Regions from separate parts of the Homo sapiens genome. Here region 1 is linked to region 2. Evidence: read pairs that join two places in POLR2A ChIA-PET (ENCODE). Cell type or tissue: IMR-90. All regions are shown on one strand. Links, peaks and the distances in the headings refer to the core of each region. The heading gives the core; the rest is flanking DNA.

Region 1 (2,924 bases), core at 285-2,784, 450 kb before region 2:
CTCATGCATTCATTCAAGAAATATTTATTATGTATGGAATGCAAAACATAAGATATCATCCCTTATCTCAAGGAAACTACTTTCCAGGAAGACAGACCCATAAACAGATAACTGAAGTAGATTCTGGCAAGTGCAATGACAGAAATGTACATAAGGTAGGATGTGAGTATGGAGGAGAGAGATCGAATTCAGCTTGGGAGTGATGTGAAGTTCGATGAGCAAAGGCTCCTGGGGTTGCTGACAGGAGAGCTGAGACTTAAACAATGAGAAAGAATTTTCTAGGAGTAACAGAGGTACTGGTACAGCCAAGCCTCAAAGTTCCCTGAGGACTGGAGATGTATCTGAAATTCAACTCAACAAAACAATTATTGAGCTGTGATGTATGCTAAAGAGAAATACAGTGACCTCTGAGAGTGCTTGATACCTATACTTCCCCTTATCAAGGGGATTAGGGAAAGTGTCTCTGAGGAAGTTACAGACATTAAGCAAGTAATTACAAGTGTGATGAGCTCCACGAAGTGATGCCATGGTAATGCAGAGAAAAATAATTTAACCTAGTCAAGAGGGCCAGGGACTGTCACACAAAGAAATTGGTGTTTAAATTGAGACCTGATGGATAAGTAGGATTTAACAAAGAAAAGAGAAAGAGAAGCAATGGAATGTAGAGAGGGAGAAAGAGAGACTAAGAGTAAGCCTGAAGGAAGGTACATGTAAGGACTTATGAATCAGGTTAGGATTTTACAATTTGTCATAGATTCATTGGGGACCCTTTGCAAAATTTTAGGTTTGGAAATAACATGACCAGAATTTTAATTTTAATCCCTCTGGCCATAGGAAGTAGAGATTAGATTAGAGTTAGGTGTTAGAATTAGGAAGCTGGTGAGTATCCGAACAAGACCCTGACTTGGGCTGGGTGGTATTAGCGTGCATGGAATGGAAACAGTCCCTTCAAGAAATATTTAGAGGGTAGAATATTTATTGAGTTCTTCTTATGTTGAAAACACTATGCTAAATTCTGAAGATGCTATAATGTATGGCACAACGCCTGGCACATATGTGCCCAAGTATTTTTAAGTTGGTAAATTAATGTCTGAGATAGAGTAGCAAGAGATAATGACATGGGCCAGATCGTGGAAGTGTTATACATGTGTCGTTTCAGTGTCATAAACAAGGGTACTCTGACATTTGCACATTTGTATTTTTTTAATTTTTTAAATTAATATTATTTTTGAGACAGAGTCTCGCTCTGTCGCCCAGGCTGGAGTGCAGTGGCGTGATCTCGGCTCACTGCAAGCTCCGCCTCCTGGGTTCAAGCCATTCTCCTGCCTCAGCCTCCCGAGTAGCTGGGACTACAGGCGCCCGCAACCACGCCCGGCTAATTTTTTTTTGTATTTTTAGTAGATACGGGGTTTCACCGTGTTAGCCAGGATGGTCTGGATCTCCTGACCTCATGATCCGACCGCCTCGGCCTCCCAAAGTGCTGGGATTACAGGCGTGAGCCACCGCGCCCGGCCGCACATTTGTATCTTACTGGGGAGATGTTTGGCTGTTTCAAAATGAATTAGGGGAGATAAGATGCTAGATAGAATCAAAGGAGGCCATTGAAGTAAAATATAATGGAACGTAAACCAGTCAAGTGATAGGAGATACGGAAAAGCAGAAACACGTGTAAGAAATAGTAGGGAGGCCAAATTAGAAGTGATGCTTGAATGAGATAGAGCAAGAAAAAAATAAGAGTCAAGTATGACTTCCCAGTTTCTGATATCAAAGCATGAAAATGATAAATGTGAGTCTGGTGCAAACAACATTCAGGTGGCAAACACGGGGTGAACATGCCAGAGCTACTTATTGGTGACTGATACATAATTCCATCCTAGAATACCCTGCTAGTGAAAACCCAAGTATAATCCTGCTTTAATTTTTACCTGATTTTTCCCCATGATTAACCCAGGTTTTAATTTGTATTTTAGTCATTCACGATGATTGGTTCACTGCCATTTTTCCTGATGCTTTAATATAATGTGTGTTGGGGGTGGGGGGCGGATCCGAAATAAAACATTTTCTTAGGAGATAATTTGTTATTTGTCTATGGCTTTTTTTTCCTGTTAGTATACTTTCTTTCTTGTGTAAATTGTTCATGTTTATGAGCATTGGACCAACAGCTACCTAATAGTTGTTTATTTTTGTATGATGAATAGCTTTCAAACTGTTTATTGTATTGATCGGATTACAGTGAAAACTGCACAAGAACGCTTCCCACAGTGCTATTTTTCTCACATGGTCACCACCAAGCAAAATTACATTCTGGGTAAAAAGGAAGAAATACATGAAACGTACACTCTCGAGACCAACAATAAATAATTGCAAAATAATTTCCAAATCCTAGACTCAGTTCCATGAAATATAACTCACGTCCCTTGGGGTTTCCAGCACTTTACCAGTCCTTGCTGAATGCATTCTTTGTCACACATCTTGTGATCCTTCACACTTTGGGGTCACGGTGTGTGAATTTATTTTTGAAAAGAGATAAGTTTAATTTCATAATAATATAACAGGTATTGTCAGTATTCCTATCAAGAAAGAACTGCTCACAGAACACGCAATAATGTGTTTATTTAATAATAATAACAATAAATACCCTTCAGAAAACTGGTTTCTGTTTCTTACTCCATTCCCTCCAAATATCATACAGTTTTAAAGCTCTGTTCCATACCTGCCTAATTTTTATAAAACTTGACTCACTGTTCCTCTAACATACTTTGCTGGCTTAGATTTCATATTTGATTAATTTATAGAAGAAATTAGAATTTTAGAACAGACAGAATTAAAATACACAAATGTTTATGTTAAATGAATAGAAGAGCACTATAAGCAAAACATTTTTACACCGAGTTTATTTAGTGCGAAAAAAGAAGAAAAACATA
Region 2 (2,924 bases), core at 176-2,675:
TGAAGAATGACAGCAAAGTACAGAGGAAGTAAAGGTCAGGGATATTTGGGGAACTAGAAGCAAACCCTTTGGTGCAAAAGTCAAGAGCTTTAAGGGAAACTGAAGGGAGCATGGTGGGAAGTGTGAAAACCAAAGAGAAAGTCTGAGTTTGAGTTGAAAGCAGCAGGAGCCAATGAAGATTCTTTAGTGGTATGCTGAAAGTGAGGTTTTTAAGGAGCTTAACCTGGCATTGTTGCACAGAAGTGTCTAAGAAAGCTGACCAGAAGCTTCTCAGAAGCTTCTCAGAAGCCATTTTCAACTGCAGGGTTTCTTAAAGTGTCTGGCAGTGACTCTGCCTTTCTCATTACAGTGGCCACCCATATATGGTATTCGAACTCCTCTATATGCTCCTGATTGCTGGCGATGATAGTGGTGATTACTTTTGACTTACTGTAGGCACCCATCATTGTGCTATCTGGATACATTTACAAAAGTATAGAAATAGACATCTCTGCCATTATGGTTTGCATTCCAAACGAAGCAAGCAGTGTAAACAGTGGTCATGCTTAGATACACATACACAGAACCCCCCACACACATATTCATGCATACACCGCTTAATAGTTCTTCAGACTGCCAAGTGTGACTTACGTGTTCTTTCTTGCATGGTTAAGAATTTGTAGACAGTTCATTGAAATAGAATATTTAGACAATCAGAAGTGTACAAGATTAGAATCTCTATATTTGCACACACATTTATTTGTAGGTCAGTGGGCAATTGAAAAAAAAGAGAAGGAGAGAACCCTAAAGTGTCCTGGAAATTCCTGCTTTTTAAAATCTGCTAAAAATGAGACCAGAAAGGTGGGAGTGGGGATGTGAGGAGGTGGGTAAACTACCAAATAAACAATATAAATACTTTGGCTGTTCTTATAAAAGGTTTTTTTAAATATGGTGGAATAATTTACTCAAACTCAAGAGATGCCACCTACTAGAGAAAGGACATACTGAAAGAGGAAATATTCAAATGCACAACTTTGTGTAAAAGGTAATACTTACAAGTTTAAAAGACTCACTTCTAAAGAAGTTTGGCTTCAACCTGTCCTCATTTGGACAGGTGGAAAGATGTATATTTTGGGGTAGACCAGAAAGATGTGGTTTGACTTCTATAGTTGAAAGGTTTCTATTTAGACATTTATTTTGTAATTTAATTTACCTAAAACTTCATCCCTAAATTACCATTTTCTCTTACTTTTATGCAATAGTAAAGTATGCAGTCATAAGTGATAAAGGCTGGGATCAAAGCTAGCTATTTTGCTAACTGCAGAACCTATGCACTCTGTTTACACTGCCTGTGATAGCGCCTGGAAGAACTCACTGCCAATATTTCTGCTTGTTTCAGTCACATAACTGTTGCTTGTGTCAGTGACGTAACTTGTTTAGAGATGCAGTGCAGTGGATAAGAGCACAGGGTATGGACATGCCTTTCTGTATTCATGTCCTGAGGATGCCTCTTAGTACCTGTGTGACCTTGGACAAGTTACTTAGTTTCTCTCTGCTTCTTTGTAGCACAATGAGTAGATGCTAATTTTTAATTTTTAATTTTTTCTTTTTCTTTGTGTCTGTTTTGTGTATTTAGTTACTTTATCTTTTTTTTTTTTTTTTTTTTTTTGAGACAGACTCTGGCTCTGTAGCCCAGGCTGGATGGAATGCAGTGGTGCTATCTCAGCTCACTGCAAGCTCCGCCTCCCAGGTTCACGCCATTCTCCTGCCTCAGCCTCCTGAGTAGCTGGAACTACAGGTGCCCACCACCACACCCAGCTAATTTTTTTTTTATATTTTTTTAGTAGAGACGGGGTTTGACCATGTTAGCCAGAATGGTCTCAATCTCCTGACCTCGTGATCTGCCCGCCTCGGCCTCCCAAAGTGCTGGGATTACAGGTGTGAACCACCACGCCCAGCCTAGTTACTTTATCCTTTTAAAAGTCCTCTTCCAAAATGTAGAATATAATTAATGCCTGCTTAATCAGGTTGTTTTGAGGATAAGAATGTGTATATAGGCCAGGTGTGGTGGCTCACGTCTGTAATCCCAGCACTTTGGGAGTCTGAGTCAGGTAGATCACTTGAACCCAGGAGTTTGAGACCAGCCTGAGCAACATGGGGAAAACCCTATCTCTACAAAAAATAGAAAAATTAACTGGGCATGGTGACACGTGCCTGTATTCACAGCTACTCTGGAGGCTGAGGTGAGAAGATGGCTTGAGCCCAGGAGGCGGAGGTTGCAGTGAGTGAGCTGAGATCACCCCACTGCACTCCAGCCTGGGCAACAGAGTGAGACTCTGTTTCAAAAAAAAAAAAAAAAAAACAGCATGTGCATACATATAAAGCCCTTGGAACCATGATTGGCATATAGTAAGCTTTCTGTAAATTTGTGTTAAATAGATAGTCTTCATGATCAGAAAACAAACAAAGAATATAGCATGTAAGTACTATGTCCTAGACATATGACATAACTGTGATTCTTCAGCACCTTGCAACTAATTTATTAAATTTTTAAAATTATAAATTACTGACAATTTTCCCAATTTCTAAAATATAGCAAGAGGATATAATACTGATGTTTGATTTTGAAACAGGTGAAGGAAATGCAGGGTGTTTAATCATTCAGTGTCTGGAGGCTACATACTGTAGTTCTGCCTATAATATGTTCCCACTTCCCCTGGGTGCCGGGGTTTGTTCCTCTCCTGGAGGGCAGCACAGGTGTCCATAGACCACACCAAACCAAAGAATCTGGGATGATGCTGTCTCCTTATGTGCTTCATTCATACTTAGGTCATTTGGCTGTAAAGGATTTTGGTACACATAAGCTTTTTATAATGCCATATAATTTAATATGAACTCATCTTGAATATATTCAGAGCATATACATTTTCAAGTTTAAATGTTTA

What was found. ChIA-PET counts read pairs that join two places held together with the same protein. Peaks named below come from ENCODE experiments on the same cell type or tissue, not always from the same donor. Only the 100,000 strongest peaks of a DNase experiment are listed, where the experiment ranks them.
Region 1: POLR2A ChIA-PET joins it to region 2 with 14 read pairs; 2 of 35 experiments call an interaction of 5 or more read pairs at or near these places.

What each region holds. Positions count from the first base shown.
Region 1 is chr4:177,229,691-177,232,614 of GRCh38, reverse strand. The region is part of intron 1 of LOC105377557 (a long non-coding RNA gene); the gene reads left to right. Among named protein-coding and RNA genes, the nearest start is that of NEIL3, 79 kb to the left of the region's middle. In IMR-90, for the core only: no CTCF peak of the experiment used is centred there; no DNase peak of the experiment used is centred there.
Region 2 is chr4:176,783,481-176,786,404 of GRCh38, reverse strand. All of the region lies in intron 1 of VEGFC (vascular endothelial growth factor C), which reads left to right. Among named protein-coding and RNA genes, the nearest start is that of VEGFC, 8.0 kb to the left of the region's middle. In IMR-90, for the core only: no CTCF peak of the experiment used is centred there; a DNase peak (open chromatin) is centred at 1,374; H3K27ac peaks cover 51 bases.